3 separate regions of the Mus musculus genome follow, and all the other regions are linked to region 1. A link is a loop called in an ENCODE intact Hi-C map of the cell type or tissue named here. Cell type or tissue: heart. All regions are shown on one strand.

Region 1 (8,000 bases):
CAGAAAAGACATGAGTGGGAACAGCCGAGGCCTCGTTTACTTTGGAGGCAAGGCCCAGCATTGCTACGCACAAAGAAGGCTTCCTTTCCCCTATGTAAGAGAGTTCAGGGAACCCTTTCTCATAGCTCTCCTGTAGATTTATTTTGGAAAGGAATATGGCTTAGCTCCTCACTTCTATTAAAAAAAAAAAAAAAAAAACCTGGCGATAATGACGTTATCATCCCATTCATTGGCTTACATGACTGTGTTTCGTATGGGCTTGATTCAAGGTTAATTACAATAAGTCAGATATTATCACCACCATCAGGAAATGGACGTGAAACCAGCTACAGATGTGCATGGGAATCAGAATGTGAGCGGATGTTGATGGAAGCCAGGGACTTTGCTAATAGCTCAAAAAAAAAAAAGTGGCTTCTGTTATTTACTTATTTGTCTTTATTTTATGGTTCTGGGGATTGAATCCAGGGTCTTTCTCGTGGTGGGCAAATGATTCACCTGTGAGCTATATCACCAACTAGCTTTGGCATTTCTGTACTAATTTCCCCAAACCTTAGGTGTTGTCTGCTAACACAAAGGGAAACTGAGGCCAGGAGACATGAAAGGAGTGGTCCAAACTGGCTCACACACTGTACTACTTCTCTCTAACCTTGCCTGCATCACTCAGGGCCAGACACAGCATCCACGGGGATCATATGAGGGTTTCCGGTCCAGCCAGTGCCATTCACAGTGTACAGGTTACTAAAGTCCCCTCCTAATGGAACCAGCCAGTGTGTGGATGGAGAGTAGAGATATGACATGGGCTTCTGTTGCATTTTTAATTTTGCTTTTTGTTTACTTTCGGCAAGGATTCAATACAAAACTCAGGCTAGCCCATAAGTCACTCACCAGGTATCTCTTCCTCCTGAGTGCTGTGATTGTGGGTTTGTGCATGCCCAGCCCATGCAATCAATTTTAACATCTCCTAAAATGTGATTCACAATAGCAACAAGTGCTCAACATATTGAGTGTCAAGGAGCCCTAACATTCACCTAAATGGGCAAACCACTATCTGGAGGACTGATCCCCTTTATTCCAACCTACCCTACATTGGACAAGGAATCTATTACAGTCCAATTTCATATGGGAATCTCTCAGCTTACCCCAAAGATCCAATCTCATCAGAGCTATCGGCAGCACGCAAAAAGCTGCCTTTATGTTTAGTAAATGGCTCAAGGCAACACCCATCCTCTTGGCGCCTTTACAGTGAGTAGATCTCTCAGAGGAATGCCATTCTCCAGTGCTGTGGGGAGTGGGTGGGCAGGTGGAAGAGGCTTTTCAGAAACCTGACTAGCCATATTCTGGAAATTCTCATGGGCAGTAATTGTCACTTCTGGGGACAGTTTTTAACATCACTTTCAGATAAAGAGCCCAAAGCAAGGTGGAAGCACAAGCATAAGATGATGAGGCAATATCTGTCTGTCCTCTGGGACCTGAGTCCTAATGAGGGCGCTCGTTAGGGTTATAACTGCTGTATTAGTCAGCTTGGCATCACGGTACTGAGATATAGGGCACAGGCCACTTACAAACTAAAGAAAGGTTTGTCCTAGTTCAGGGTTCTGAACAACCTATAGATAGTATAGTGATCCTACTGTTCTGATTCAAGTATTATAAGAGAATTACACAATGATATAAGCTAAAATAATTGCATGTGGAGCTGGGTAATACTCTTTCAAAAGATCTATGTTCTAATCCAGGAACCCATTTTTCAGGCTATTTTCCTGTGACTATAACATAATTCCTGAGACAAGGCTGTTTATAAAGAAGAGAAGTTTGTTTAGCAAACACTTGGGGAGTTAGAAGCCTAGGACTGAGCAGCAGTAGCAGCTGACAAGGGCCTCATGCTGTGTGATGCCACAATGGAAAAGCAGAGGGGAAAGAGGGTATGGGTATGGCTGCGGCTGTGGTGGGGTAGGGAGACAAAGCAAGGGGGCAGGGGGAAGAAAATGTGATATATAAAAAAACGAATGGAGTCGGATTCAGCTCTAAAGAAGGAAATCGTGTCATGGTTTCCAAGATAATTAGGATACAACTGGAGATTGTCACGTGAAACTAAGTTACCAGCTTCAGAAAGATACATACCATGAGTGTTTGCTCCTGTTGGGTAGGGCCGGCATTTGGCAAGATGGAAGATGAATGGAGGATGGTATAAGGAGTACCACAGAAGCATGTGATCTATGTATGCTAAAAACGTGCTAAAGGAAGCCTTGGGGCTTGGGAAGTAGGGTAATGAGGCTCTACACAAGTGTTTTCCCCAAGAATGCCTAGAGGGAGAGCAGACACCATGACTGTCCATTTCCAATTTCAGACTTAGAGGTCTGACCTCCAGAAAATAAAATGAGCCTCTTTAGCTACTGAATCTGCAGAAATGCCCACAGTGACTCTAGGTTTTTTGTTTGTTTGTTTGTTTGTTTGTTTTCTTGCTTTGGTGATTGAGAAGTGTTCCACTCTGCTTTCAGATCTCAAGACCCAGTCAAAAGACTTCGAAATTAAATTTAAGTTGTCTGTCAAAAAAGACAATAAAATCACTCAGGGCACTAAAACGTATCAGGAAACACCCCTTTAGAATTCGTATGGAAACCTTAATTAGACTAATTCTCTAATTAATTTCAGTGGTAAGATTACAAGATGAACCACCAGGGCTAGTTTAAACTGCCTTCAGTCTTTATAAACACTTAGCCTAAGGGCACATAGACTCTAACAATTTACAATCTGCTCTATTAGTTTGCTCTGATATTGTTGACATGTAGAATAATACTATGTTCAGTTCAGTTTACAGCCAACCGAAAGAACTGGTCACTGTAGATATATCACATAGCTTCGGGGGTGAGTGGAGGAGTGTATCAGCCAGACATTGTGAATTTGGTTACTGCCATGCTTAAATCAGATCTAAAGGGGAGACGCTCCTCAGTCAAAAGGCAGACTTAACTTGGCCAAGGAAACAGTTACAATTCTCCAGATGAAACATTTAAAAGCATATAAAAAGTTAAGCCAAAGGACGCTGAGAAATTTTAGGCTAATGGCAAGTCTCTCAGGAGACAGCTGTCGAGAATGACCAGATAGCCTCACTGGGATTGACTCCGAGGAGATGAAGTAACAGAGATCAAACAGAGGAGCTGGGTCCCTTCTGTGAGATCTACCCACAGGAGCCTCAAGACCAACCAAAGCTTAGGAAGGTGGCTGGGGCCAGGCATGGGGGAATGGGGGGGGGGGTGTATCTTTCATCTCAGCACTAGGGAGGCAGAGGCAGGAGGATCTCTGAGTCTTCAGGCAGCATGGTCTTCATAGTGAAACCCTGTCGGGGGGGGGGGGGGCTGGGGCTAATCCTGAGCTTTCAGGAATGTGCCATCCATTCTTTATGAAACAACGCCCACAGCACCAGCAATAAAAACATAAAGCCAACTGTAAATAAATAAGTATACAGACCCATATCTTTTGATATGATTGTGAACCCAGACCAGTGAGAGGTTAGCTTGCTGGTTCTCTGTGAGAGAAAGCCAGCAGCTTCTATGTTCTGAGAAAGGGGCATTTGTGGACCTGCTGGGCATTCAAAACTGCCCTTCCAGGCAAGAAGGAATGAGCCCACAGCTTTGTATCATGCTAGTAGGTGAGTTCCCTAAGGCTCTGGAAGAGTGAGGTTCATGGTCTTTTAATGGCTTCAACATCCCCTTCCATTTTGACAGCCCTTCCCTCAACAGGTGTTCCTGTTAGGAAAACATTGTCAGAAAAGCATCTTATTGGTGACGTTACAAAGAAGGGGTTCTGAGCCACAGCACACTGCATCTCTGTCCCTACCTGGACTGTTAGGAGGGCTTTCTTAACCGTCCTAGTTTTCAGTCCAACAGAAGCCACCTGGCCAGCACACCACACCTTCTAAATCCAATGGAGAAAAGGCAAAGTATCTGGGAAACAACAGAGGGCGCTCTTGTCGGTAAATAGCCCGCAGGGTGTCTCCAGGAGGAAGAAGGAAATGGCATGTTTTCCTGCTGTCTGGAATTGTTTCTTGTTTGGCTTTTATTCTTCTGTTTTGAGGGTACAGCAGTTTCCAGAAGAGCATCACTTCCTCCTTCACAAAGCAACTTCTGTTTGGATTGATTACAGTCCCCAAAGAATCCTGGGTAGGGCTGGTTATTAATGAGGGCAGTAATAACCAAGCTCCTTAGAAGGCTCCTATTACAGCCATTCAGAACTCAGAGCATCAACAGAAACTCCGTTTCCCTAAACAATATCTGATGCTAATAAAATTTATTCCTCAGTGATGTACGCTCTGGCCAATCAAATAGGTTGTGTTTTCAAGCCACAATAAACCGTGATTGCAGCAGGCGCTGAGGAAGGCTGCTTCCTCTTCTGTGAAGATCACTCCTGCACTCATTCACCTGCCTGGAGTTCATATCTGTACTTTCAAGCGATGAGAAAGATCATTTGAGTATGGTACAAAGGCACACATTTATTGAAACTCAGAGCTAAAACCAACTGGGAATTCGTTTCCCACTACAGACACTTTTCATTCTGTGTAAGACTTTAATAAATCTCATCCACAAAAAGAGATTTAAAATTCCATTATAAAGGACTTTCACATGAAAACATCACACACACACACACACACACACACACACACACACACACACACACACACAAAGAAAAAAGAAAGAAAACATCTCACAGCAAAATGTTCAGTTAGAATAGCCATTCTGAAGCTGTAGGCCTTCAGGCTGGATTTTGTGTGTGTGTGTGTGTGTGTGTGTGTGTGTGTGTGTGTGTGTGTGTGTGTGTGTGTGTGTGTGTGTGTGTGTATAAATTATAAATATAAATATAAGTATATAATTTTTTACACCTTCACTGTGTATATATTCTTATGCACTTATCCACCACCAAAAATTGGGAACTCTACGACTGAGCACTACAAAAACAATTAGCTCCATGGCCTCTTTTAGGATGCAGGTGTTTCTTATTTACCTGTTCAAGCTCTTTATAATAAAGTTTTAGTAAATTCTTTTTAAAAAGAGACTTAGATTATAGGATGATTTGTCAGACAGAGATAGAATTAAAAGGCTAACACCAGAGCCATTCCCAATATTATTAGGTAAAATACGTGAGATTTGCTTTTTAAAATGTACCAAAGAGAGGAGATAAGAGTGAAACTGACTGAGAAGCTGATAAATATTGTTCCTGAACGTGGGTGCTCTTACACTCTCTTGCTTTTTTATAGATTTGAAATTGTCCGTAATAAAAAGCTGAGCACGTGATGATGATTTTTTCATGTATTTTTTTTTAATCAGAAAATGCTGCAGGAGACCAGGACCTGGCGTGATGTTCGAAATACCAAATACCAGGTGAAGGAAGCTTACCCATGCGTCCAGAGCTCTGTACCTGGCACGGCTCGCTTGGCATTAGCACACCCCAAAATAGATCCCTATTGATCTCAGCAACTAATGGCTGCTGACAAAGAGAGATAAGTCTCCTCTAAGGATGAGCCCCTAAACTGTTACCCAGTACCAAGGGGCCAGCCCTAAACACATACCCATCCAAGCAACAGTGGATGGACCCAGCAAGTTGCACATGTATATTAGGATCTGTGTAATAATAATTAAAGGAAGAGAAGCTATGAATCTGAGGAGGGGGGCATGGAAGGTGTTGGAGGGCTGATTTTAATTAAATTTTTAAAATGTTCAAAGGCGATAAAAAGGTGAGGTGGGTTATTGGTGGAGGGGGACCTGAGACGCTGTTGAGGGTGAATATGATCAAACCACACTGTATGAAATCCTCAAAACTTTAATAAAATATTCCTTTTGTAAAAGAAAACAAATAAAACAAACCCCTGAGCCCCTCTCACATCCTTGGGAAGTCTCTCCAGACTTCTTGCTGCTCCTGAACCCTCAAGAGTTAACCCGGCAATAAACACTGGGTTCACAGTAGTGGGAATTACCAGCCCACTCAGCCAGAGTGAGACTTGCTCCTTCTCTCCCTGTAGAAAAGCACCTCAGAGCATCTTTCATGCCTCGTGATTCTAAAGCTACAAAAAAGCCATGAACAATGTTAAAATGATACCGATAAAGCAAAGATGCATTGACAACCTGTCATGGGCAGGAGGAAGCCTCTGTCTCCTGCTTCCTGTTGTGTGCTTTACCACATAGTAGGCTATTGAAATAAATAGCCAAGATTTTTCCACAGGGGCAACTCTAACACGGATTGTTTCCATCTTAGAAATTTGAGCTTGTGATATTTAGAAGCATCTAGAAAGAGTTAACCGACTGTGCGTGACTTCTTTTTATGGCATAGGGAAAGTTTCTAGTCTCCCTTCTCCAAGCTTCCATTTCTGTATATGAAAAGCAGTGAAGTTCACGCCAATGGGAAAAAATAAAGGCCTCTGGAGCCTCTACATACCACAGTGACATCCCCATTTACTGCCCCGGAAATGATGTCACCAGTCACTTTCCTAGTAGAGATATCCAGTGGTGTCAGGACCCTGTGTCTTCCTGCTCTGTTTCCACCCTGCATCCCTTTGCTAACACCTCTGGATGGTCTACCACTCTCGTCATAGTCTGAAGACTCTGTACACAGAACAAAGCTGCCCCATTTCTCCTCTTCCTAGCCAAGAGCAATGTCCCCCAACCTTGCTATGGAGTTCTGACCTTATCATTGAGGTTCCTAGAACCATCAGGTGGTTTGCCAAGGGTTTCCATCCAAATGTCCGAGTGATCTTCGAAGCCCACCTTTGAATTCAGACCATTACTAGATCAGATCGTTAGCTGTGCAGGGTGTGACTAAGATCCACCGTTCCACTGGACTGTGGAGAATGTCCTATTAACTGCTGGATGGTACATCTTGTAGACCCTACCATGTAGAGCATGTAGCACAAAGTGGGGAACTTTGTACTATCCATCAACTATTAAAGAGTAAAAGGTTTCAACTGGGTGGGTATTTCTTCACTACAAAGCCAAGATCTTCCTGTCACCTTTTTGGTCCCAGCGGAGTTTAACTGTACCTTTCTATGGTGTCAGCTCTCTGTACCATCTGTCCATGCTGTCACTACTTAGTTCTCTGTAGCTATGATGTCAGTTCTCTGTAGCTGCTTAATGAGCAAAGTGATGACATGTTTACAGAAGAATCAGGCCAATAGGAAGGTTCTCAGTAAAACCCTAAAATTTCTAGTTGGAATTGTCCTTGGTTTCATCATTCATCAGTCAAGAATTATGGATCATTAAAAAATAAACAATCCATAGTGACTATTATAGGGAGAATAATGGCTGTATAAATTAAATTAACAAATTAAAATTTCATTTCATTTAAATCTATACCCAGAAGAGCTGATCCTCAGAAGTCATGAGAAATTGGTGAACTGAACTTGATACTGTTTAAATACCCTTGGGTTAACTGAGTCTTTGGTAAAGGGTGCTTTTCTAAGACAATAGAGATGGCCAAAATGTCCCAACTTTGGCAACAAACGTTCCATGGCCTAGGAACGTCTTCAGTTCCTGGAGGTGTACCCTGATAATCATTGACCCTGACAAAGGTAATCATGAGTGTCCTGCTTATCAGCCCGATCACACTTCATTTTTGTCTGTTCTCTTAAGAGTAATCCTAGTTGCTAACAGATCTACCCAGGATGTGCATATGAAGATAAACTGAGATGCTGTTCAGAAAGAGCCCACTGTGTGGTAAGCGCTCAGAACACTTCATGGTTCTTTTTATTTATTTTTTATTAATTTATTTTATTTATATGAGTACACACTGTGGCTGTCTTCAGACACACACCACAAGAGGACATTGGACTCCATTACAGATGGTTGTGAGCCACCATGTGGTTGCTGGGAGTTGAACGCAGAACCTCTGGAAGAACAGTCAGGGCTCTTAACCACTGAGCCATCTCTCTAGCCCCCACTTCATGGTTCTTATTGTTGTCGTTATCTTCTTACTACTGGCAGAAGTGGAATTTCAGAGTGAGATGTTTCTTCCCACAGCCC
Region 2 (8,000 bases), 150 kb after region 1:
CTCTTTGGTTTACCCTCAAGAGAGTCACATAAAATCAGTCCAGTGGTAAACAGCTGTCAACAACAGGTTTGAGTCCCATTATATCTGCTAGTTTTCCTTTGAAGAGCTGCATGGAATTATCTTTGGATGTTGGTTCCAATAACATGTGGGGAGCATTCGCTGCTGATACTGTACAGGCGCTTACATTATCTAAGATGCCTTGCAAGGAAATGGAAAGGAGGAAACCTGCTCTCTTTCCACTTACTTTCTCTGGCTTTCACTGGCAAGTCCATTCCCTCACTGGCTTTGAAGCCTACTCCTTCAGGATTCCAGTGTATACTGAAGACCAGCTGCAACATCCAGCCTTGTGAACTGAACATCTACTAGATTCTTGGACTTTCCTTAGACAATCACTGTTAGACTTGCTGGAGCATATCCTGAAAGCCATTCTAATAAATCATATATATATATATATGTATATATATATATATATATATATATATATATATATATATATACACACACACACACACACACACACACACACACACACACACACACACACATATATACTCATTCTATCAGTTCTGTTCTTGTAGAGAATCCTGATGTAACCATCAGGATTATACACATGGTTAATACACTTTAAAAAGTTGCCTATACACATGGTTACATCAAGCTAAAAAAAATTGCTTATTTGGCTAACCCATTTCATTGTCACAATGCCTTAAGTTAGTATTTTTAACAAGATAGTTTGAATAGAGATCCTGTGTTTATAAAACTGTATGACATCACTGTGTTATCACTGTGACATTACTGTGGCATGGCTGTGGTATCATTGTGACATTGCTGTGACATCATCACTGTGGCATCACTGTGACATCGCTGTGGCATCACTGTGACATTACTGTGGCATTGCTGTGACATCACTGTGGCATCTCTGTGGCATCACTGTGGCATCACTATGGCATCTTTGTGACATTACTGTGGCATCACTGTAACATCATCACTGTGACATCACTGTGATATCACTATGGTGATGTCATTTCTTCAGTGAACTGATCTGTGCGCAGCCCTGTAGTATCCCGCATCCTCTTGCCACTCTCACAGGCTCCTGCATGCATGTGCTGAGAATAAACTCATGCAGTCAAACACGCATACACACCACTAGGATAAATTTTTTAAAAAGTTTTTAAAGTTGTTGGTGTCAGATGCTCTCCTTCAATCCCAGCACTCAGAAGCAGAGGCAGGAGGATCTCTATGCATCTGAAGCCACCCTGGTCTGCATACTAAGTTCCAGGCCAGCCAGGCTCACATAGTGAAACCATGTTGCAATCAAACCAAACCAAAGCAAGCTGCTGATATGGGGGTGGGGCAGAAAAGTCACCGCTAGAACCAAGCCTGTAGAAATCAAGATGCAAAATCCTGCCAGTAGGGTGTCTGTGCACTCCACTTCAGTAAAGCCGCATAAGAAATCCTTCCTTTTAGCTTCTGGAGGAAATAACTCATTACTCCACTTCGTGGAGTGCCCCCCACCCCCACCCCCACCCTGGGGCCTGCCCCGATGTCCTGACATACAACAGATAAGCCTTTCCACACTGGGTACTCCCTGCAATTGTCTGCATGCAGATCCATTGGGGGAAAACAGAGGATCCTGCGTTACCAGCATCCTCTGGGATGCACTCTTGGTGTAATGAGTGTAGTCTCTGAGAGATGGTCAGCGATGCCGGTGATGGGGTTTCAATGGCAGCCCTCATGGGCAGTGAGGCTGTAGGTTAGTGGAGGACGGGGTACATTTCGGAGTCCCAGTAGGACATGGAGACAACAGAAGCAACTGAATCATCCCGGACAGGGCCGGGGTTCTCTGCATGGCCATGAGATGCTGGAATCAGAAAACTATGTCCCCTACTAGGACTCACTGAGTTAAAAATGAAAAGTGATGCTGTGTGTTTGTCTAAATATCTATTATTCCTACATCAGATAGACACCTGTGTGCATCGCAATGCATTCACTGTCTATTCTGACACACGGACATGTGCACCTGGGCGTAATTTAATATCATTTTTGATAATTATTATTTAAGCAATGCTAACTGTGTTTATACCTAGCTCTGCAAATGCTTTCGGATTGGGCACCTCGGTCCAATCTCTTTCAAACTTTTTTTTTCAACAGTAACAACCAAAGCAAGCAGCTTTCACAGTGATGAGTAACAGGGAAAAACTGTGAAAAGTATCCGCTTAAATGAGACACTTGAGGCCAGGCATGGTGGCTCACATCTCCAATTCCTGCACTTAGGACACTGAAGCAGGGGAATTCCTGAGAGTTCAAAACCAGTGTAAGTTACGCAGGAAGTCTCTGGCCAGCTTGGGATTTAATTATTACTGTTGTTGTTTTAAAGATGCTTGCCTCTTCTTGGTATTAAGTGTTAAACTTGACAAGTCTTTCTGTCTTGGCCACTTCTTATTACAAACCAAACCACTATGTCTATAGCAGGGCTTTCGTTTGATGTCTGTTGAGAAAGCAGAGCTCTTAAAACAACTAAAAGCAAGGACAGGGATAGATAGGAAATAGAAATCAAAGCTGAATCTGTCCAGGCCACATGGGGCCAGGAGACAGGCACCTGAGTGCTTCTCCCCCCACTCTCCCACCCCTCTGCTGAGCACTCCAGTCACAGCCTCTTAGCCTTTCTCAAGGAGGAGGAAACGCAGAGGCTAAGGGAGCCCTCAGTGCTTGTACTGATCATTTGCATAAGGCAACTAGGGTGAGTGGGCAGTCTAACTAGAATCCCTGCTAGCCCCTTTCCAGGACTGTGACAGGCCTCCTCAGAAGTTGCCCTGGCTGAAAGGAGCTGACTATCTCTCAGAACTGGTTCTCTTGGGGGACAGCCAACCTGAGGTGATGTAATAGAAGCAGGATGCAACGTCTGGACCCCTTCTGTTTGGCTGAGACATCCCTGGCAAGCCTTCTGCTTAGGGTAACACACATCACAGCTCAGCATGGCCCTCTGTGTGTTCTGTTCCCCAGTGACTCACTCAAGCCCCGCCCCCCATCTCCAAAAGTTATTCCCACTAAGCCACCTAGTGGGAGGTCTGCTTGCTACAGCGATACAGAATAAAAATTATGAGGCTTTTCTCACATTGAGTACTTAATGTTGAATTGAATACTTAATGAAAATGTTAGAGCACTTTTGTTTTCATCTCATATAAAGATTATGCAAAATACAAACTAGTGGGAAACACCAATAAAGTAACAAAACCCATTCTTCTATATATTATTTATTTATTTTATAAAGTTGTTTAATTTGTATTATTTATAGAAGAATTGCTAGCTTGGCAGATAGCACCTTTTTCTGTTTTTTTATTTTATTTTATTTTTTGGTCCTGTGATTTTTTTAATCATTTAATATTTTTTTAAAGATTTATTTATTATTATATGTAAGTACACTGTAGCTGTCTTCAGACACACCAGAAGAGGAAGTCAGATCTTGTTACGGATGGTTGTGAGCCACCATGTGGTTGCTGGGATTTGAACTCTGGACCTTCGGAAGAGCAGTCGGGTGCTCTTACCCATTGAGCCATCTCACCAGCCCTCAATCATTTAATATTAAAGAGATTTTATAGACTTACTTTATTTTATGACTACCTGACTTTTAAAATCAAATGAAAAAAATTAATGATTTTACAAAACTCCTGTAGTTAAATGTTTTGTTTTAACTTCTCTTTGTCCTTTCATCTCCGAGGCCCTGATGTGCTTTTGAATATTTAAAGTTTTTTTTTTTTTTATTGGGTGTGTGCATGTTGTGTTTATGGGGTATGGTAGAGGCCAGAAGACAACTTTGCGGCAATGGTCCTTTCCTTCCACCTTTGCACGGGTCCGGGAATGGAAGGTACGGCTTCAGGCTTGAGTCTTCACCTGTGGAGCCTTCTGTCCTCAGGCACTTCCAAAGAACAGGAAATGGAAACCCAGCCCTTCCAATCCCTAGGCTGTGTACCCTGGCTTTCTACCTCACCGTGGGCTGACTTCACTTCTGTAGCAGCTTGGGCTTTAAAGCATCCTGACGTGACTCAGCATGAGGCAAGGCTCGTGGGTGCAATCAAACCTCACGAAGGCAGGCTACTCCCTGAAGCCGCGCATATTCTTGAGAACCACAGCAACTCTGACCTTGAGGTCTGGGGGGGGGGGTTTCCATTGAAGCTGAAGCTGAAGGACCCTGTTCCACACAAAACAGGACAGTGGAGGCAGAAAGGGATCCATTTACGGACGAAGAACCATACACAAGTCGAACGGTCTCCGCACGCCCTCTACTGGGTCCCGCGAGCAGAAGAGACCTGCCGTTTAATTTATGATTACTAAACTGCTGTCTGAGTTTTTCACTTTGCCTTTTTCTGGTGTTGCTGTAGAGTTTGAGTTCGGGTTTTGTTGTCTGAGACAAGGTCTCCCCAGTGTGGTGTAGCTGCTCCATGGCCTACGCAGTCATGCATCAGAGGTTGCCTTGGTGACTGACCGAATGGAAATGAAATAAGCCAAGCGCTATAGCAATAGTCAGCCTGATAGAGCTGAGGGCATCACCATTCTCCAGCAGCAGTGGTGGCGATCACAGGGCCCTTATCTGAAATTCTGGCCATTGCTGAATTTCATTGCTGACGGAGAGACAGAGTCCAGATACCATTTGATCTCAAGCCTTATTCACTACAATGACAGGCATCAGTCCTCAACACAGGCATGGATACCTGACTCAGAAGCAAGTGGCACAGAGGGTCAAAGGCAAGGCTCACTTGATGTGTCTTGAGTGTCAACTCCTTCCTCTGGGTCCTCTCTCTATCTTGATGCAGCTAAGGTGGCAGTAATCCTTCGGTTGGAGAGCAAGACAGCATGACAGTCTTCAGTGCCACAGCATCCAGGTCTCTGCATGCCTGCTGTGAGCCTCTGCCTGTATTAGTGACAAGGGGCAGCCACCCTCTAGCCAATCACACTCTAGCACTCCATCATTTCATAGTACTTCATTCTTATCTGCTACACACAGCTGGCATGAGCTGGCTCCTCACTGTTTCTTGTTTACATGCTCTCTACATTAGGTTTTCAGTTGCTGTGAAGGGATCCCATGTCCAAGGCAACTCTTATAAAGGACAACATTTAATTGGGGCTGGCTTACATACAGTCTCTGAGGTTCAGTCCATTATCATCATTATTATCCTGGTAGGAAATGTGGCAGCGTGCAGGCAGACATAGTGCTGGAGAAGTCGAGAGTTCTATATCTCAATCAGAAGGCAGTCTGCAGACAGTCTGGATCACACTAGCCAGACCAGAGATGAGACCTCAAAGCCCCGCCTCCAAAGTGGCGCCCTTCCCCCAGTGAAGCCACACCTCCTAACAGTGATATGTCCCTTGGGCCAAGCATATTCAAACTACCACAGATGTATAAACATGTTTGTGGTGTTCAGGTGTCATTGGGTAATTATATGTTTTGTTGATAAAATAAAACTTCTGTAGATTAAGCACCACAGTAACTATTTTGGTCTGATGGCTACTGTGGTGTCACCATCTCAAATTCCCACTGTTTTATGAATGATTGTTCTAGTCAAGTATGGAATTTAACTAGAGTATGACTCTCAAACACTTCCGTATGGTATCTTAGGAGGGAAAGTTCTCACGGTAAATATGGACAATACAGATGTGGCTGATTACAATGATGGTCATAATTCCCACAGCATCTTCAGGCCTTGGAAAAGTTCCTCGTGCTTTAGTGATGGGCGTGTGCCGGAATGTGTGGTTGCCACTCAGATGTTCCTGGACCACCTCTTGTGTTTTCACAGAATCGTATTGATCTGCCTGGAAACTTTCTCCTGGGTCTTCTCCTGTGAGAAACTGCATCCCTAAGATGGGGTGAAATGACCGGTTTAAAGTGTCTTGGGAGGAAGCAGTTTTTCTTCACTATGTCTTTCCTGATGTAATTGCGTATTGGTTCTGGTGGCAATGAGTGTGAGCATTTGCAGTCAGAGCCCTTTATTCATAGCGAGTGTGTAAGCATAGACTCTGTCTGCGTGGCTCTGGATTCCCAGCTGATTCCCACAGACCCGTCTCAACCATGGAGTCACATTCAGTTCCCTGGGCTCTTCTACTGAGAAAAAGCCATCATTTTCCCAAAAAGTGACACCCATGGCAGTGACACCCATCTGTAATCCTAGTATTAGAAGGTTGAGACAGGAGGATTATGTGTTGGGGATAACCTGGGGTACATAACTTTTCCTGGGAAGAAATGAAGAAATATCTACTCACCCTAAACAAGGTACTAACAGAGTAAAGAAATTATCCTACCCAAGTCTTTCTTGGTGACTCTGAGTTTATTGTGTGTCTTAGGGTTTTACTGCTGTGAACAGACACCATGACCAAGGCAACTCTTACAAGGACAACATTTAACTCAGGCTGGCTTACAGGTTCAGAGGTTCAGTCCATTATCATCAAGGCGGGGAGATAGCAGCATCCAGGCAGGCATGGTGCAGGAGGAGCTGAGAGTTCTACATCTTCATCTGATGGCTGCTAGCAGAATACTGGCTTCCAGGCAGCTACGATGAGTGTCTTAAAGCCCACACCCAGTGACACACCCCCTCCAACAAGGCCATACCTCCTAATAGTGCCACTCCCTGAGCAGAGCATTTACAAACCATAACATTGAGGTTCTATAGATGCAGAGGTGAGGGGTGACTCATGGGAGCACAGGTGACTCAAAAGCAGCCCAGTCACTGAACATCCCCACCCCAGCGTGGATGAGGAAGCACAAAAGCTACATGGCTGGAGTCCCACCCCCAGTAACTTTCTACTTTCCAAATATTCTAGACCCCCAAGAACACCTGCAGCTGAGGAGTAGGGACGTGACTCGTGACACCTAACTAAGACAGTATCCAAGAATATTAAGTTCTTAGGGTTTTCTTCATTGGCAGGGTGGGGATCCTCTGGCCTCAGCTAATCAAAGTCCTGGAACAGTGGTCACTTCCCATCACTGGCCTTGGCTTCTTCATGCCATGTAGCTGTTGTGTGGCGTCTTGTTCGGCTCCCCATACAGTAGCCCTGGCACTGAGTAATACATTTAGTCAGATTGTTAGTTACACTGAGGTCACTCAGATAGGCACCTTAGAGGTCTAAAACCAAAATAGGATGGGATATCTGCAAATATCAATGGTCTCCAACAATGCTCTTATGACTGGAGCCTTCTTTATGACTGTGCATTAGTAATCAGTACCGAGGGATGACCAAACCTATAAGGAGAAGAAACCTATCAGTAGCTTCTTCTTGTCCAGCGAGATGTTATATAACTGATCCTCTGAGCTACAAACAACAACAAATCCTCAGAATGGTGCTGGGGGTGTGTGGCTCATTTGTAGAGTACTTGCCTTACAAACACAAGGACCTAAGTTTGACTCCACCCACAGACAAATGCCAGGCACAGCCGGTCAGTGGTGGCGCATGCCTTTAATCCCAGCACTCGGGAGGCAGAGGCAGGCAGCTCTCTGAGTTCAAGGCCAGCCTGGTCTATACAGTGAATTCCAGGACAGCCAGGGCTACACAGTGAGACTCAGCCTCAAAAAAAAGAAAGAATGAAAGAAAGGAAGGAAGGAAGGAAGGAAGGAAGGAAGGAAGGGAAAAAGAGAAAGAAAGAGTAAAAGAAAAATGAAAGAAAAAGAAAAACAAATAAAAATAAACAAAACGCCAGGCATGGTGGGGTACGTTTGTAAACTTGTGATCCCTCCATTGGAGAGGCAGAAACAGGAGGATTCCTAAGGCTCGTGGGCTAGCCAGTCTAACCTAACTGGTGAACCCCAGGCTAGTGAGAGACCCTGTTCCATAGGAAGTGGATAGACTTCCTAAGGATGTTACCCAAGGATGTGCTCTGGGACCCATGGGAACAGCACACCCATATTTAAAAAAAAAAAAAAACCGATAATGAAAAGTCCCTGAAGGAACTTCATCACGGATCAACCAGGGGGCAGTGGCAGGCTCACCATCTCTTTGATACAGACTGGCAA
Region 3 (8,000 bases), 130 kb after region 1:
AAATTCCAGGCCGGAATCTGCCACACTCATTTAAGAGATGCGTTTCCCAAAGGCCAAAGACCTTCCTGGTTTCATCATCAGCCGCCAAGGAGGGTAGGGGGGTCCCTAATTACCCCGTCCACCGAGCTTCCTTCCCGGCGCCATGGACCGGTCACCTCGGGCGGTGATAGCTGGGGTGGGGACCTGGAGACGCTGGCCTTTGGGTTAAGGCACAGCTTGCCTATCTAGGTAGTAGCTAGACTAAGTCCGGAGTAGGATTCCAAGAGCCCAGTTTGGCTACTCCGGTAAACTGGAATCGGGCTTGCCGGACATCACGCACGTGATCCCAGATCCAATACTCAGAAAGGAAAGCCGGGAAAGGATTTGATCTGGCTCAAAAGATCTGCGCTACCGAGTGACTGGGCTTTCCAGGCTGAGGTCGGCGGGACAAAACTGTGCGCTGTGGTCTGGGCTGCTTAAGACCTTCCTGCCTAGGATGGGTCTCTCCTCTCTCAGGCCTGGTCCTGCAAACAGGGTGTTTCAGAGATCAGACTGGCAACCTGTGAAGGCTAGGAGACCTTCGCTTGCCCAGGACCCACATGGCAGATTGGAAAACTCACGCACCATGCTCCTGCGGAGTCTTACGATCTCTGTATCGACTGCCAGTAGCCTGGCATACAAATACACCTGCCCGTCCATACTTTAATGCTTTCTACAGGGCAAACAAACAAACAAACATCTTTGCAGGTAGGAAACTTCGCTTTAAAAAAAAATTAGGGGTGAAGGAGCAGGAGTTTGCATTTGTGGAGCCGAGGAGCCTGTGTTTAGGGAGGACGGAGGCATTTTTCTTGAACTATTATTATTCCTTACCGCATCCCTTGAGAGAGGTTATGCTTGTCACAGGGGAAACTGACGCCCAGAGAGATAGCTCACTAGAAGTCACAGAACTTGTTGACTGTGGCGATGCGTTGGGAATGCAGTTGAAGGGTGAGCCCAGAAGGTGGTGAACAACGAAAGGGGAGGCAGAGCAGGGGAGCTCAGAAAGTAGGTAGGGGTCTGGAGGGCCGGCTTTAGAATTATGCACCAGCTCTGGTCCCTCATTGCTTAGGGGCTTCCCCAGGACATCTCCATTCCATTGGCCCTGGGGGCCCAGCCCGCCCCTCCCCCCTCTCGGTCGTGCCTTGGTGATGCGGGGGCAGGGGCTGTAGGAGGTAGGCCGCCGAGGCCTGGCTGAGAGCGGGAGCCGGCGAAACGTCTGCCTGACCCGACTGAAAAGAGGATGCCTGCCTTTGAGCGCAACCTTGTCTGACCGAATGAAAACTCCCACGGCCATTCTTTGCTATGAAAGCCCCTCATTTGCCACGGGTTGGAGAGGCCATTGCCCCACCCCCCATTCCTTTTCCACTGCCGGGCTGGAAATAAGCATAAACCTCATTTATAAAGGAACCCACGTCACACACACACACACCCTCCCCAAAATCACAGGGCCTGGTTGGTGAAGTCGATTGTGCCCGCTTCCCCTTTCATGTAAGAACAACAAAAAAAATCTGAGATTGCTGATGCTACAGGCCGCTTTAATGAAATAGTCACAGCAAGGAGGAAAAGCCTTCTATCCACCCGCCCCCCCCCAAACCAGGCCCCTATAGCTGCCCCTCACCCCACACTCTCTCCCCTTCACCCTCCCAGAACAAAATGAGCCACAGTAAAATGACTTTCTGAAATAGCCCCGCTTCAAAGCGGAGCAAAGGACTCGCTTTCAGACTCCCCAATGAACGCTGGCCCGATAAGGTCCTAATAGCCAAATCCAAACTCCGTACACCTCTGACTTTCCAACCTCTTCCAACCCTCGCAGCGTTTGTTGATGAAAACACTTTGATGTCCTGAGTCCTCCAAACAATTATTATTATAATTTTAAACAACCTGGTATTTTCCATTACTAACGGCTCAAGCTTTGAAGTTACACCTCATAATTTCCTAAATTAAATAAATCATTTTAAGTTTGCACTGGGAGGCTTTTAATAGCAGAGAAAGGAATATCATTATCTTATTGAGACCCAATTGTGGTGGCTCCAGCTAGGCTGTAGCTAGGGGCAAAGCAGACTCAGTCTAACAGACATACTTTATTAACCTCCCATAACTCTTGAAAGAACAGTTTTATATTTTCTTTGATTTCCCCCTCCCTCTCTTATTTTAAAGCTGTCCCAACCTTTAATTAGTGCTTAATATGAAAAGCATTATTTTTTTAATGCTATGTAATTTACCAGCGGCAACAGGCCAACTTAACAATTGTTTATTAGACTTGGTTTTTCACACAGGGCAAAGAATGCCGCTCCAAACCCAACTTTTCATGGCTGGTTGCACTAATTAATACAGTGTCTGAAGCTCCTAGAGTTTTGTTTTTTTTTTTTTTTAATATTGAAGCATATGAGGGTGGAGGGGGTGTGTTTCAAAGTTCAGCTCCTGCCGACGACAGTCTCTGATTTCTTGAATCATGCTGTTTTGTCCTGTCTGTGAAGTTAACACAGACAGAAACTGTTCCCGGGCACCCCAGACGCTGAGATCCCAGCAACAGCAAGAGAACCCTGGACACCTCTGCTTGTGATTTATGACTTTTGGGGCCAGGCTTGGGGGCTCGGGGTGGGGGGTGGTCCGTTCCGGGCTTAGGGTGGGGTTACCCCTCATCCAGTCTGTGAGGGTGCAGAGCTGGCCTGATGCCTTGGTCTGGGCAAGCAAATGCCGGGAGTCCCAGACCCTAGAGAGTGCTTGGCATTGGGCATAGAATTTGCTAGGCTGAGGCAGGGACTATGGCAAAGGGGTGGAATGAAGGACAGGCTGAGACCCAGGCCTGTGGCTCTGCCACCAATGTGACCCTTGGCGTCTTTCTCCTTCCTCATTCTTTTGTCTTACTTCCCTTTCACATCTTTTGTTCCTCCCCCAATTCTTTACCCTCTCTTTCTGTCGTTCCTTTTTTATAATCTTCCGCTCCTTAATTTTTCTTGCCCAGCCCACTCTATGTCTCGTTAATTTTCTTTCCTGCCTCCGATTTGATTTTGATGCGCTCATCCCGGTAACTTCTCCCTCCCACTCTTTTCTTCCCTCCTCCTTCTCTCAATCTCCCACACCCCCGTTTTCTAAATTAGTCCCAACCCCACCCTCTCTTCCCCTCTTCTGGCTTCCACTTTTTCTTCTGTCCGGGCAGCTCAGAGCTGGCGGGTGCCCCGCACTCCGGAGCGGTTCAGCGCAGGGTGGCTCGGCACTGCGCTCTCTCTCGGTCTGCACCTGGCTAGCTAGCCTCGGACCGACCGGGGCGCGGGAAGGGGCCACGACTCCGGGCAGAAGGACAGAGTCCGAGCGCGAGGCCCCTCCCGTCCCTCCCTCAGCCAGCCGCCCGTTTGAAGTCGCGAGCCGGGCAGGAATGCAGTCGGGTTATCAATCACCCAGCTGGATCCCGAAGGTCTCAGCCTAATCACATTTAATTGCTCGTGGAGGCCCATTCTCGCCCCCGGCTCGCCGCCGCGCTCAATTACTCCCCAAATACCTGCCATCAATAAATGTGCACTGACACCGGGCCTGGCCCGCTCCACTAGCCCAAGAGATCCCAGCCGACCAGGTACCCTCGACCCCGCCTCAACGCCATCGTTAAAATTTACACTTCAAATCCTGATGGAATAGGCCACGCAGAGGACACCTCCCCAACCCCCCTAGATCGAACGCTCCCCAAGTGGCGGACATTGATGCTCAGAGACTTACATCCATCTTCTCCTTTAAGGGAATCAGGTTTGGGTCGAGCGTTAGTGTGCCTGAGGTGGTCAAGACAGTCCAACTAGGGTGAAACCTTGCCACCCCTCCAAGCCACCGCTGCTGGAGGGAAAGCACGAGACAACAGTGCCTCCCAGAGGCCGGCGATTTGCCTCTTCCTCCCTCGCGGTGGCCAGGTAACTTGGCCAGCATTCAGGTGCCTATCTCCTGCTGGCTGCTTCGCGAAGTAAGCATGCGCGATTGGGTTCATTTTTCCCAGGGAGGCCGAGGCACGAACTGAGCTGGGAAGATCTAGCCCCGTGACTGAAGCCCTAGGTCCCCTGCCTAATGTTAGAGGACCTGTAGCTGCTGTCCATTCCCGTCCAGCCCCCTCACTGTTAAACTCACAGAAATCATGGTCTCCTCTCTCCCTCTCCTTGCCCCCTCACTATAGAAAATTCCTCCTAAGAATTGCACAGACCTCTCTGTCTGCCTCTCTTTGCACTGCCCAAATCACACAGCAGGTGAGCTCAGAACCCAGAAATCCACACAGCTCAAGAAGTGCCCAGCCTTTTGCTTGCCATCACCCTCCTGCTGAGAATCTTCCTTTTAAAAAGTCTGCACACTGTCTTTCTTTGTGGTTTCCCTTTCAGGAGGAGTTGGTAATTACATAGTATCTATACAAGACAAAGGAGTTCTCTCCTAAGCAAGCCTCCCTACTTTCTTTATTCCACCCCTCCCACTGTTGTTTGAAGTTGGTTAGTAGCCAGGTAGCGACCTTGAACTCCTGATCCTCCTGCCTCAGGAGGTTGGGATTACAGACGTACACTACAGTTTCCCAGCTGCCATATACTTACACACACACACACACACATTTATAGACACATATATTACAGAATAAGTTTTAGTATCTAAAATGCCCTATGTTCAATGTGAAATATTATCTTTATCATATAGAAACTAACTCTGGCCTTCCAAAGGCAGAGCCAAGGTGGGCAGCTGTAAAAAGTACGTTTTAGCTGGCTTGCGTTATATCTGGTCCCTTCATTTGCTCAATCATTCTTTCTTTCTTTCCCAAGTATACAGGTTCCTCAAAGGGGTTTCTGTACTGCTGGGCATGCCATTTTTTAAGGGGGGGGATTTGGGCAAAGTTTTGCCCATCTTTATTTCAATGCTGAAATCACTCCTGACTTTGTAAGGAAATTCTGTATGAACTGCGTGGTGCCTCCTAAGGTCCCCTCTCAGAAAGTGACCTAGAAGGTGGTGCTGATAGATGGATGGGGCTGTTATTGAGGTTAAATTGGCCATTTAGGGAAAGTCCAAAGGCTGCTGTGCATAGCCTGGCTGGTCTTTGTGGTTGGGTTTCTCTTTGTTTAGCTAGCAGTGAGAGCAGAGAGGAGACAACTAGGAAATCCCATGGGGTGGCTGAGGGGAATATGATCCTGAACTTGAGAATTCCAGGAAAGCAACTATATACAGTTGATGGATGTGGGCTGGGGACAGAGAAGTGTGCATGTACTCACTGCGTGCACTCGAGAACGAACACACACACACACACATACACACACCATGATACCTCCCCGTAACATCTTCCGGTGAGCTGGGGCAGTGCCAGGTGGCTACTACATTTGAGAGTTGGTTTTCAGATCTAATGTGTTCTTGGGTTAGGGATGCTAATGCCTTTTCTGGCTACTGGTAAGTCACAGCCCACTTTGATGAAAAGGAAAATTTGTCCTTTTATTTTTAGGTGTCCCTAGCCATAGTAGCAAGTGAATAGTAATGAACTTGGGGCCCCAGAAGGACAGATTCTGCTAGAGAGGAGGCAAGATATTTGTAAGGCTTAGGGCAAATAAAAAGTGGAGTCATGCTAAGACATCTTTCTCAGGACATCAAGGCCCACATTTTCTCCATATGCTATCCCTGCCTATATCTGGGTCAAGAAAGTGATACCCTTAATTTTTTAGAAGGAAATAAATGTGGTAAGTCTTTGGAGTACAAAATAACTGTCTATGACTCTGCCTATCTATCTGTTGGTATATCTAACTACCTACCAGTCATCTATGCATGTGCTGGAGATGACTCCAGGGTCATCTTGCACATGCTAAACTCTTGTTCTCCCATTGTGCTACAGACCCAGCCACAGTGATGCTGACAGCATGTTACTTTGCTCTCTTAAGTCAGCAGCAAACCCAAAATTCCTTTGTCCTGGCTAACAGCCTACAACAGCGATCCTGAACCTCTGATGCCAAATGAGCATCCTGAAATTCTCTAGTCAAAAATAACTGCGTTCACTTCAACTTTTAGGAAATGCGTTGTTCAGCCTCTGCCACACTCATTGGGTTAAATTACTTAATTGGCTTAGATCAGTAATTTCACTTTCACCCACATAGCAACTATCACCCCTATGTATTATATATGGAAACTGACACACCCCCCACCCCCCCCACCCCCCACCCACCCACCCACCCACCCCCCCCCCCCCCCCCCCCGCTCCAGGATTGCCTGACTATGATCTCACAACTGAGTGGCAGACTGAGAACAACTCCAGAGGAACAAGCTTTTGGTTTTTGTTTGTTGGTTTTTGTCTGTTTGTTTTTTGTTCTTTGAGGCAGGGTTTCTCTGTGTAGCCCTGGCTGTCCTGGAACTCACTTTGTAGACCAGGCTAGCCTCGAACTCAGAAATCTGCCTGCCTTTGCCTCCGCTGGGATTAAAGGCGTGCGCCACCACCGCCCAGCTGAGGAACAAGCTTTTAAGGCAGCTACTGCCAGGCCTGGGGTGGGGTTCAATGGCAGAGCACTACTCAGCCATTCGTGTTGCACAGTCTGTGTGAAATACAGAATTAAGTGAGACCCTCCTAAGTTAGTTATTAGGTGTCTGTAGAGAGCTTCCTCTGAGTTGTTTTAAGACTATGACTCCGTGTCAGGATACAAGAGTTCCAACTCTGGCCAATCTGATCTAGCTTGGGAAGAAGAGAATCTAGGGAAATAATTCTCTTCTGTCCCTTCTCTTGGATTCCTCCTTCCTCTCCTTTGTTTGGTTTTGTTTGGTTGGTGTTTGTTGTTGTTGATGCTGTTGTTATTACTGTTGTTTTGTTGACCTTATTCTCAGACTACAACCCAGGCTGGCCTTGACTCTCTGGGTTCAAGCCTTCTTCATCAGTTTCCATCCCATTGAGCTTGACAATGTCCCTTGCCTGTGCTTAAAGGCTGGGTTTTCTCCCCTGTCGTGTGGGAGGGCCCAGAAGAAGGAAGATGCCTGCCTTTCTTACCGGTTTCCATCATCCTTTCCCTCTCACTCTCTGCCATCGCAAGGCCAGTTCTGGGACTCAGAAGTAAATTTCTCCCCTTACGGAAATTAGCTGGGAAGTCCAAGGCACAATTTCAGAATCAAAGGGGTCATTGCTATTATACTGAACTATGTTCAGCTCAAACACTCTCTAGGCAGTGGCAGGACTGTGACTTTTCAGGACATGAAGACACAGGTTGCAGGGTAAAGATCTTGAGGACAGTGAACCTCGCGAAGTGTAACTTCTGCCTCTAGGTCATGGCAAGAAAAAGAAAACCACGCTCAGATCTCCACATCACATACATATCAGTAATTCATAGACCCTGAAAGTCGCTTCTAAAGGCTGCTAGTCCCCCCACCACTTATCAGAGTCCAGATTTCAAACCCCTGGGGCAGAATGAGGTCTCCCATTACTAAGCCTTCATCACTCCCCCAACTATATAACAGGCCATTTGCCAGGGGGTTATGAAACATGATCATAAATTAAAACTAAGTAACTCCCGTAAAATAAGTGGACAAAGAGCACTCTGTAAGGCTGAGGCTCCGTTTTGACTGTGCTCGCTCATTTATTTGGGTACTTACACCGGTTTCAGAACTCAGGTAACTCCATGTATTGTAAATCTATGGCATGGGGACTGCTCCTGCAAAGCTTTATCCAAGAGTCATCTCAGGCCTGATTGTAAGAAGTGCCACTCAGGTGTCCCTTCATACTTTGCAAAGTCATTTGTGTTATTTCTGCCAGCTGGGTAGCTTGCCTGCAAGACTGGGACCGCAGAGAGGGGAGGGGGCCTGAGCTGCTCACAAGAGTGGAGATGTCAAGGTGCAAACAGAAAACTCAGCATGCTTTGGAACAAGATTGACATTTCGGTGTTTGGGAAGCGGAGACAACAGAATTGCTGTGAGTTTGGTGAGTTCCAGGCCAGCCAAGGCTATATAACAAGTCTCAAAATAATAATCAATAATAATAATAATATCAGGTTTACTTTAAAGAGGAATTT

Evidence for each region. Peaks named below come from ENCODE experiments on the same cell type or tissue, not always from the same donor. Only the 100,000 strongest peaks of a DNase experiment are listed, where the experiment ranks them.
Region 2: a loop joins it to region 1, with 5 times the contacts of the local background. A loop is called at or near these places in 3 of 42 quality-filtered maps.
Region 3: a loop joins it to region 1, with 17 times the contacts of the local background. A loop is called at or near these places in 16 of 42 quality-filtered maps.

What each region holds. Positions count from the first base shown.
Region 1 is chr13:53,588,912-53,596,911 of GRCm38, reverse strand. No RefSeq gene overlaps it. Among named protein-coding and RNA genes, the nearest start is that of 9530014B07Rik, 46 kb to the left of the region's middle. In heart, a CTCF peak has its summit at 3,952 (motif pointing right); no DNase peak of the experiment used is centred here.
Region 2 is chr13:53,438,798-53,446,797 of GRCm38, reverse strand. All of the region lies in intron 6 of Gm2762 (predicted gene 2762), which reads right to left. Among named protein-coding and RNA genes, the nearest start is that of Gm33763, 19 kb to the left of the region's middle. In heart, CTCF peaks have their summits at 3,071 and 4,279 (motif pointing left); no DNase peak of the experiment used is centred here; H3K4me3 peaks cover 546 bases; H3K27ac peaks cover 326 bases.
Region 3 is chr13:53,457,911-53,465,910 of GRCm38, reverse strand. Gm33763 (a long non-coding RNA gene) reads right to left here and starts at 4,556. Exons shown (of 4, transcript XR_873406.2): 1 at 3,730-4,556. In heart, a CTCF peak has its summit at 3,881; no DNase peak of the experiment used is centred here; H3K4me3 peaks cover 3,354 bases; H3K27ac peaks cover 3,214 bases; H3K27me3 peaks cover 5,788 bases.